Regions from separate parts of the Homo sapiens genome. Here region 2 is linked to region 1. Evidence: chromatin loops called from intact Hi-C (ENCODE). Cell type or tissue: HepG2. All regions are shown on one strand. Links, peaks and the distances in the headings refer to the core of each region. The heading gives the core; the rest is flanking DNA. Region 1 has its middle 93 kb from the start of FOXN2. Region 2 overlaps FOXN2 (forkhead box N2).

Region 1 (5,386 bases), core at 305-5,304:
TCCAAGGGGTGAGCTAAATGTAAAACCAGAGCCCTAAGGTTTGTGTTGATAGCAAAGTACAGAGATGATAGAGGAGCAGGTTTGGAGGAGGTAAACTAGTGATGTCCCCAGAGGCAAAAGAATTGAAGAATGTTTTAAAGGAGAGTCAGTAAGCAAGCCACTGGTTGGGGAAATTCCAGATCCCTGGTTCTTCCTTCGCTTTCCAAGCATGATTGCCATCACCAATACCCAGCCCTGAACTGAATCACGTGGCTGGGCCCCTGCTACCCAGTCTCAGACTTCCCTGAGCTGCCTACCACCCTGCCTAAATTTCTGAAGGCCTCCGATTCCCACCAATCATGAAGTACATGCATGTACCTCCAACAACCAGCATTGTGTGGCCATATTTTTGGGATGCCTTTGCAGGACTGGATTCACTGCTAGCAGCTGCAACTTTATCAGCTCTCCAGTGAGTCTTCCCCCCATTGATTTGTTCTGGCCTCTAGATCCCAGCTTCCCAGGTCAATACTGTTAACCAAAGGGAACCACACCCTATGGGGCCTCATAAGCTGGTTGCTATATGAAATTCATATGTCAAGTTAGATAGCAGTTTCTGCCTAGAGTGACTTGTCTGTGAAAACAGCTAACCTGAAACCACATAAAAAGTGGATCACCATATTGTTGCAAATTTAATTCAGAGCAATGAACACCAATGGTACAAATATTTGGACAGTATCAGGCCAATACAAGTACAGGCCCTGTTATCAGATGTCAGAAAAAGAGGGCAGGTAGGTTAATGGATAACAACTGTCAGAGGTTAGGACAGATCAAGGATATGTCAGGTTAAGCAATCAGAGTCCTGTGATATATAAATCTGATTCTGAGGCAAAGTCTGCCCCAGATCACACATTGCCAAGGCAGCATGTGATCCGAATTGAACTATGCTCAAAACTTCTCACTCAACTAAACAATTATAGGTGGCTAAAGAGGGAGCAAGGGAGTGGCAGAAGGTTCTAAACCTAATAGTAGGTACATATGCAGCTTGGTGTAGTGAAGAAAGCACTTGACTAGGTATGTAGACCTGAGTATGGTCCTGAACTCCTCTCTATGTCCCTTATTCCAGAAACCTCCACCCTGATCCCAAACCTTGCCCAGTGGGGTCTTCTTGCTTTCAATTTAGCAAGCAGAAGTTTGTTCTACATCAGTCCTCCACCTGACTTTGATGGCCTAGAGTAGGTATTTGGCCCCTTTAGATCTGCTTGGTAAGGGAGCATTCCCGGGATTATTGACAAGCAATCACCATTAGTGATCTTGGCAACACTTCCATTCCTGAGAGCAAATAGCATGTGTCCTTAGCAGCTGAGGCCCCCATCTGAGGTGTTTAATTTCCAAAGGGAATCTTGGTGCATGTTGGGCCTATAGAAACTTCTAGCTAAGAAAAGAGAACCAGTTCTCTATATATGAAATGTCCTGGTCATATAACTACAATGAGACATTTTAAACCAGTTTCTCTTTTTAAAAAAGAAACAGAAATTTATTTTAAAAGAGGAACGAACAGCACTCTGGCTTTTGAGGACTTTACTTTTCCCCAATTCTGAAGGTCCTGTATTCAATCTGTGTATTGAAAACTGTGTTTTACTTTTCCTGGGGAAGTGGCCCCTGCCCTGGTTGTCCCCAAAATGTCAGCAATGTGGGTAAATGCTAGCAAAGTAGCTGTCTTCTGCTTTAGATAAAATTCTACCTGATCTTTTTTCTCCTTTCTCCCTAACACAAGTCAGCAGTTAGCATAAGAAAAAAGAATCCAGAATTTTCTAAACATTTGACACATTAAAAGTCTCAAAACTCATTTGCTGTTGAAATGTTGAGGTTTTTCTACCACAATTCCTTAACACACCTCCCTCCTGACCAGTCATCTTAAAAAGTAACTTTCAGCTAGGCGCAGTGGCACATGCCTGTAATCCCAGCACTTTGGGAGGCCGAGGCAGGTGGATCGCCTGAGGTCAGAAGTTTGAGACCACCCTGACCAACATGGTGAAACCCCGTCTCTACTGAAAACATACAAAAAAAATTAACTGGGAATGGTGGCAGGTGCCTGTAATCCCAGCTACTTGGGAGGTTGAGTCGGGAGAATCGCTGGAACCTGGGAGGCGGAGGTTGCAGTAGCCAAGATTGCTCCACTGCACTCCAGCCTGGGCGACAAAGAGAGACTCCATCTCAAAAAGAAAAAAAAGAAAAGAATAGATAAAAGTAACTTTCATTATTTAACTTCCTGCCTCAGACGTCTTTACATGTCAGGTGTGGTAGCACATGCTGGTAGTCCCAGCTACTTGGGAGGCTGAGGCAGGAAAAATCACTTGAGCCCAGGAGTTCGAGGCTGTAGTGTGCAATGATCATGCCTGTTAATAGCCACTGCACTCCAGCCTGGACAACTTAGTGACATTCTGTCTCTAAGAAAATAAAAATAAATTAAACCTCATTGCTATTTAAAAAAAAAAAAATCTTTAAGAGTGCTCATGTCTTCAGGGTAAAGTCAGATTCCTTACCCTAGCATTCAAAGCCCTTCACCGTTAGGTCTTATTGCCTACTAGTCTCCTAAAGGAACTCATAGTTCAAGCCAGAGAGATCCGATCACTGCTTTTACAAAATATCTTATATGTTTCCTGATCCTCATCTCTGCTTCTGTCATTTTTCCTTCCTTTCCACTTACCCAACAGTTACAATTCTTTAAACACCTAGCTCAAGTCCTTCCTCCCTCATAATGGAAGATTACAGAGCCAGGGAGCTCTTCCTCCCTGCTATATTTGCATCACCTATTTGCTATCTGCTCCCATCATTTGGCGTGTTGTCTTATGACAGGCTTTGTATGTATTTTTAACTTGTTTTCTATTCTGCTCATGTACATATTTACCTTTTCAACTTTGATGTTTAACTTTAAGGTCAAGGATCATATCTACCATTGTATTAGCACATCATGACTCACAATACTTACTAATTTCAACTAATTGACAGTTTAAAGAGGAGGCAGAGTTCAGTGACTCATGCCTGTAATCCTAAAACCTGGGGAGGCAGAGGCAGGTGGATTGCTTGAGCCCAGGAGTTCGAGACCAGCCTGGACAACATAGCAAAACCCCATCTCTAAAAAAATATAAAAATTAGCTGGTCATAGTGGCACATGCCTATAGTCCCAGCTACTCTGGAGGCTGAGGTAGGAGGACTGCTTGAGCCTGGGAGGTCGAGGTTGTAGTGAGCCGAGATTACCCCAGGGCACTCCAACCTGGGCAACAATGCTAGATCCTCTCTCAAAATTTTTTTTTTTTTTAATTAAAGGGGAAAATTTTTTGCTTTCATCTTTTCTTACAACCTTCCCTACTTGCTTTGTATCATGAACCATTCCAGTTGGAAGAGCCAACATTGTTCTTTCTGGTTGGAACTTGTGTGGAATTCCAGGTTTTTGCACAGAAAGGGAACACTCCAGGAGAGAGAGAGAAGGAAGCTCTTGTAGTACTAGGATGGCTATCTCCATGACTTCCACCTTTCATCTGTAGATGTCCTCTCCCTCCATGAGCATGCTGGTGCCTCTTAAACACTCTGGCTCAAGGTAAACAAACACAAAAGGCCTTCCCTTGGACCACCTTCCCACAAAACAGACAGGCTTTATTGGACACTAAGGGAGGCCAAAAGAGAAACAAATGCAAAGAAAAACAAAATAAAGACAGACTCCTCTAATATAAATTTTGAGTCCTTCTAACATGAACTCAATCCCAAGGTTCTCAGGACTTGTCCTATTTTACAAGGCATCTACAGTGTCTATAGTCTATCCTCAAATAATGACAGCAAAAATTTTAGGCATACTCAGGGTCTTGTTTCCTATTCTCCAAATTGTGTCAGGCTGAAGTGTGACATTTTATGACCCACTATTCCCTTTTTGGCCATATGTCCTACACTCTCTATTTGCCCAATGTGGCACATCTATAAAACGAGGATAGTTATAAAGCTGATGTGAGGATTGAATGAGGTAATCCAGGTATAGCAGTTAGCATTCAGAAAGCATTCAGTAAATACTATTCATTACTATTTCACAAGCAAGACTGACAAAACTGACCTGTGGTTGAGAAAAGAGTGGGTTTGGCCAGCTGTGGTGGCTCACGCCTGTAATCCCAGCACTTTGGGAGGCCGAGGCGGGTGGATCACAAGGTCAAGAGATCAAGACCATTCTGGCCAATGTGGTGAAACCCAATCTCTACCAAAAATACAAAAATTAGCTGGGCATGCTGGTGCATGCCTGTAGTCCCAGCTACTCGGGAGGCTGAGGCAGGAGAATCGCTTGAACCTGGGAGGTGGAGGTTGCAGTGATCACGCCACTGCACTCTAGCCTTGCGACACAGTGAGACTCCATCTCAAAAAAAAAAAAAAATGGGTTAGGGACAGGGAGAGAGAGACAGAGAGACATTTCAATTTTAACCCTACTACCCATACCACTCATCTAGGGCACCTCCACCACCTCTTTCTAGTTTCTTCTTTTAAAAACATGACTCTCATGCACAATGACTAAAGAGCACAGCTCTACTCTTTCAGTCCCAAACAACACTTACATCCTAATGTAGTGCAACAATTGTTACACTCAACATAGTAACAAAAGAGTCCATTTTTCTAATGGTTCATTTCTACCAGTCCAATAGTCTCAATATTTTTTCTCACTGTGATATAATCATGCTAATTGTCCCAACTACAACTGTTCCACTCCTCTGTCCTTAATTCAAGACGGAATATCACAAGCATCTCTTCGCTTTCTTCCTGGAATGCTTGCAGAACTCATAAAATTGTTCAAACAGATCACCTTGTGACTTTGATAAAATCCTTTTCCCTATCTGCGCCTCAGTTTCCTCATTTGTAGGTAAGTGTATCTGACAAGATGATCTCTAAGGTCCCTTCCAACTCTCACCTTCTCTGTTGAGAGCTTTGAATGTTGGATTATGGAGTTTACTTAAACTCATAGTCAATAGGCAGCCACAGAAAGAAGTTGAACAAGAAAAGCATGTGATTGAAATTATTAACGACGATATTTAGAAAGAATAGGAAGCACAGGGGAGAGAATTAATGAAGCTTGAACAGGAGAGATGGGTGATATAATGGGAAAGCAAAAGCTTCTCAGGCTCAGCAATCAATTGGATATAGGCAACAAGGGAGGCTGGGAGTCAAAGGATTGGTGATTGGGGTGTTACAGAAACAGAGAAGTAGAAAGAAGTCATGTTTTGAGGGTAACACAATAAGTTCTGTTTTGGACATATTCTATACTTCAACGATTCCACTCCAAGGCATAAACCCCAAGGAAATTCTCGGACCCGTACAACAAGATATGTATGGAAGAAGGTTTATTGTAACATTATTCACAATAGCAATAACAGGC
Region 2 (5,386 bases), core at 254-5,253, 120 kb after region 1:
TGAATAGTTGGGCTTTAGTTTACCATTTCTCTGTTATAGAAAATGTAAGTTGTTTATAGTTTTCCATTATCTTTAATAATTCTTGGATGAATATCTGTGTGTCCCTCCACACATCGTGGGTTGGGAAGGGAATATCTTTTTCCCTACATAAGATTATTTCACAAAAGTGACACATTTGGAATTGTTGGGTCAAAGAATGAAATTTTTAATAATTCGTGATACACATTTCCATTTAGCTTTCCGAAATGGCCCTAGGTCCTTGCCCAAAATTGTTTATTTTATATTTTTTAAAATAAGTTTTTTATATAATTTTTTAATTTATGTATTTGTTTGCTATTTGTATTTAATATGTGAGAAAAGATCATTTGCCTGTTTATCCATTGTGGTGGACTTGGTGTTCCAAATGGATAGTGCTCTGTCTACGGTCATAGCACCCTGAACATGCCTGATCTCATCTAAGTGGATAGTGCTCTAAAGTGTTCTATAAGGATAGTTTATAAACGGCTTTTTTTCCTTCTTGAAAACACAATGACAGTTCAAACCTTACTAAGATAATGTCAGCACTTGGTTTTTAATAATGTCAATACTTGGTTTTTAAACTTTGCTTGGATTAACACTCTGTAACTCTTTGGCATATTTTGCTGCCATACTATTTCTTTACATCTTAATGAAATTTTTTTGTAAACTTGTAATTCAGAGGAATAACATACTTGCAACCATTTAAATTACTTATGAGAAAATTTAGTCAATAGTTATCAGGAGACTGATTTTTGAGTATGTTACGTTAATAAAACTCACTATTTCTGTTTTAAGTAGTATTGATAAAAATTCAAGTTTCTTGAGCGATTGAGAGTGACTCTAATGGCCAGAAATTTGAATATTGAACTTAGCCTCGTTTATAATTTTGGCTCCACTTTTTATTAGCTTTAGAACCTTAGGGAAATGGCTTACTTCATTTCCATTTCCTTATTAACAATGAATTTCAGTTTTTTTTATTGTTACCATTTAGGATGTTTCCTACCATTAAGGATTCATTTCCAAAATAAATTAACTCTTCAAGGCAGTTAGTGCACCTTTTTGCAGAATAGACAAATAATTTGTATTATGAGTTCATTTCCATCTGAAATAATTATGATTTGAGTGTCTACTCATACTCAACATTTTGAAAAGATTCATTAGGAATGCAAAAGTAAAAAACTCTTATCCCAGCTAGGCATGGTGGCTCATGCCTGTAATCCCAACACTTTGGGAAGCTGAGGCAGGAGGATTGCTTGAGGCCAATTGTTTGAGACCAGCCTGGGCAACCATAGCAAGACTCTGTTTCTATAAAAAAAATTTAAAAATTAGCTGGGCATGGTGTGTGCCTGTAGTCCCAGCTACTTGGGAGGCTGGGGCAGGAGGATCGCTTGAACCCAGGAGGTGGAGGTTACAGTGAACCATGATATCGCCACTGTACTACAGCCTGGGTGACGGAGTGAGACCCTGTCTCTTTAAAAAAAAAAAAAGACTCTTGCCTCCTCATGGAATTCACAGTTGGAAAGGAAGGGCATTTATTGAACTAAGGAGTAGTTCAGAGTAAGTAGAGATGATGCATTTTAAAGCCTATGACATAGAATCTGTAATGTAGTAAAATCTCAGCAAATGTTAGCCACTGCTGTTTGGTACTTTCTAATTTCTAGATGTAATGGAAGATAGATGGAGATTTAAGTGACAAGGCAAAAGTGAGACATTAGAAATTAATCACTCCCTTCTTTAACTGAACACTGGGTACACTAAAGAGTGGTTTTTTGTTTGTTTTTTAAGGAAGCAAGACATTATTCAATTCTCATTCGTCATGTTTTTAAGTCTCTATGAATAGAGAGACTTTGATAAAATGAATAATTTGGTCACTTACATAGTACAGGATATCAGTTCTGAAATACATTGTGTGCTCATATATGTGAATGTTTATTTATGTGTGGTTTTCATAAGAGATTGAAACAGAAACCAAATCCGTTATCGTTTGATCTTTTCCTTTTTACAGTGTTGTGATGTTTCAAGTTATGGGTGCACAGGAGAGAGATAAGAACTGGATATGGAAAGAATGCTGTTAAGATTTAAAATGAATAGGATTTGAGTCATTGGTGCTCATGGGTGTTGTGTACATACTGTTGCCAGCACATATTGTGGTTAGAGTTTTGTTTCTGGAGTCAGTCTGCCTGGATTTAAATTCTGACAGTTCCACTTACGCTTAACCTCTCTGATTAATTTTCCTCATCAATAAAGTTGAATTAATAATAGTGCCTACCTTATAGGGTTTAATTGACAGTTAATTGAGATATCATATGTAAATTGTTTAGCACAATGCCTGGGCACTAAAGTATTATCTAAGGCTGTTGCTAATGGAGTGCTCTGAGGCTAACTACTTCTGGTGGTAGCTCCCAGAATCCAGATAAACTGTTCTACATCTAAAATTAACTAGTTTTCTCTTTTACATAACTGACATAAAAAGTAGAAATAAAATTAGCCGGTTTTCAGAATTCTTGAAGTAACCTGCCATCTATGTCTTAAGCAAAACAAACTCTGGAGGTACCCCCCCCCCCCAATTATTTCAGTTACACAAGCATAAGTGGGTTGAATAGGATAATAGTCGGTTTTTCACTGAATTTAGAAATGAGTTATCTTTATGAGCCATTGAAAATTAATTAAATAGCACATTAGCCTGTTGCTTTCTTCTCTGGTCTGTTATTGTCTCATGATAAAGTTTTTGAATAGAAGGGTGTTTAAAGTGCAAAACAAAAATAATTTGAGAAAATAGAAATGAAAAAAGAATAGTAACAGCTATTTTTCGCTCTCCTTGAAAGTACAGGGACAGTTCATACCTTACTAAGAGAATGCCAGCCTTGAAATGTCAGTACTTGAGATGATATAGAATGCAGAGTTTAAAAGTACTGGGATTTTAAAAAGAAATGATAACTTATAGTGAATTTAATTTAGCTAATGATAAATTTAGTGAATAAGAAGTGTTATCTTGTTAGACTTACGGAAGTATAGAGTAGAATGGTTGGTAACCAGATATGGGTGGTGGGGGTAGGAGGAGGGTGTAGGGAAGGGGGAGATGTTAGTCAAAGAGTACAAAGTTCTGGTTACACAAGAGGAGTAAGTTCTAGTGACCTATTGCATAGCATGATGACTGTAGTTAATAATAATGTATATTTCAAAATTCCTAAAAGACCATTTAAAATGTTCTCACCACAAAGAGAGATAGGTATATGAGGTGATGGATATATTAATTAGCCTGATCTAATCATTTCACAATATATACATGTATCATAATATCACATTGTACCCCATAAATATATATAATCATTATTTGTCGATTCAAAATAAATAATGAAATAAAAATGTTATCTCTTTTTAGTATGACGTGCTGTAAAAATAGTATACATAGTTTCTTTTTATAGTAAATATTTGAGATTTGAGGAAAGGGTTTATTTTAAAATATTGCTTAAATATTTCAAATTTATTATTTTCAAGATTCAACTATTTGTATATAGTAAAATCATAGATTCTTAAGATACGTATAAAGTCTTATAGTTCAAAGAAATAGCCTGTCCACTTTAAGTAATAATAGCCACTTCCTATTAGGTGATTAGTGTGGGCTAGGTACTTTACTAAGTATTTAAAATACACTATTTAATTGTGTTAATATCACCCATACACCTGGTCCTATAAAGCTGCACTTTATTTACAGCCATTTCAACTAATATAAGTTATTTTCCTTGTATTATAACCATTAGTATCTTCATTATACAAATGTTGTGCTTAAATATTATGTGGGACAATTGATTGCAAAATTTCTCTGATTTGGGGATATTTACATATGTATTTTCTTTTTCCCAGAGTTTAAGAATCTAAAGTATTACATTGATAATTGTTTCCTTTGTTGCAGAACTGTAAGAGTAAATGGGTCCAGTAATTGGAATGACTCCAGATAAGAGAGCTGAAACCCCAGGAGCTGAAAAGATTGCAGGATTAAGCCAGATTTACAAAATGGGAAGCTTGCCTGAAGCTGTTGATGCTGCCAGGCCGAAGGCCACTCTAGTGGACAGTGAGTCAGCAGATGATGAACTCACAAACTTGAACTGGCTTCATGAAAGCACTAATCTTCTAACAAACTTCAGCCTCGGAAGTGAGGGTCTTCCAATTGTTAGTCCATTGTATGACATAGAGGGAGATGATGTGCCATCCTTTGGACCAGCTTGCTACCAGAACCCAGAAAAAAAATCAGCGACTTCAAAGCCCCCATACTCCTTTAGTCTTCTCATTTATATGGCCATTGAGCACTCTCCAAATAAATGTTTGCCTGTCAAAGAAATTTATAGCTGGATTCTGGACCATTTTCCATATTTTGCTACTGCACCAACAGGCTGGAAGAATTCTGTTCGACATAATCTGTCCCTGAATAAATGTTTTCAGAAAGTGGAAAGAAGCCATGGCAAGGTCAGTGTTTATGAACATTGCTATATTTGGTGAGGTGGGGGGACTAATTAACATGGAGCCCTTAAAATATCTGGAAATCGGGGAGACAATAAGTAGTCAAGTCAAATTACTTCAGCTGAACTGAATTATATTCATTTGTTTTCACTTGAGATGTTTTAAAATTTCTTAAATATTGATATAAATTTAGCAGAATTATGTTTTGTCCACTATAGGTACCTAGATTAGTCTTTTTATTATTTTAGTTCTTTGTTTCTAGTTTCTGTAGTGTTCCTATAACTATCAGCATTTGATTCTTTATTCAATATGATAATCTCTGCCTTATAATCAAAGTATAGACCATTTAAATTAATGAAATTGATATGGTTGGGTTTAAATCTATCACCTTGCTATTTATTTGATTTTCTTTTCCACTTTTCCTGCCTTTTGTGGGATGAGGTGTTCTTCACTTTTGGTTTTGGTGTTTTGGTGCTTTTTTTTTTTTTTTTTTTTTTTTGTGAGACAGTCTCGATCTGTCACCCAGCCTGGAGTACAGTGGCGCGATCTCTGCTCACTGCAACCTCCGTCTCCTGGGTTCCAGCGATTCTTAATGCCTCAGCATCCAGAATAGCTGGGACTACAGGTGTGTGCCACCACGCCCTGCTAATTTTCGTATTTTTAATAGAGATGGGGTTTTGCCATGTTGTCCAGACTGGTCTTGGAACTCCTGACCTCAAGTACCACCCACCTTGACCTCCCAAAGTGTTGGGATTACAAGTGTGAGCCACTGTGCCCAGCCGAGGTGTTGTGTGTGTGTGTGTGTGTGTGTGTGTTTTATGCTTCAATTTTATCTCTACTATTGCCTGATTATTTATGTATTTTAGTGGTTGCTATATGGTTTTCAGTATACATCTTTAATTTATCATTG

What was found. Hi-C counts contacts between places; a loop is a spot of excess contacts. Peaks named below come from ENCODE experiments on the same cell type or tissue, not always from the same donor. Only the 100,000 strongest peaks of a DNase experiment are listed, where the experiment ranks them.
Region 2: a loop joins it to region 1, with 2.2 times the contacts of the local background. A loop is called at or near these places in 1 of 110 quality-filtered maps.

The regions. Positions count from the first base shown.
Region 1 is chr2:48,219,211-48,224,596 of GRCh38, forward strand. No RefSeq gene overlaps it. Among named protein-coding and RNA genes, the nearest start is that of FOXN2, 93 kb to the right of the region's middle. In HepG2, for the core only: no CTCF peak of the experiment used is centred there; DNase peaks (open chromatin) are centred at 801 and 2,871.
Region 2 is chr2:48,342,270-48,347,655 of GRCh38, forward strand. FOXN2 (forkhead box N2) reads left to right here. Exons shown (of 7, transcript NM_002158.4): 3 at 3,932-4,482. The coding sequence starts at 3,946. Among named protein-coding and RNA genes, the nearest start is that of FOXN2, 30 kb to the left of the region's middle. RefSeq lists a silencer at 2,018-2,077. In HepG2, for the core only: no CTCF peak of the experiment used is centred there; DNase peaks (open chromatin) are centred at 2,072, 3,092 and 4,072; H3K4me3 peaks cover 2,544 bases.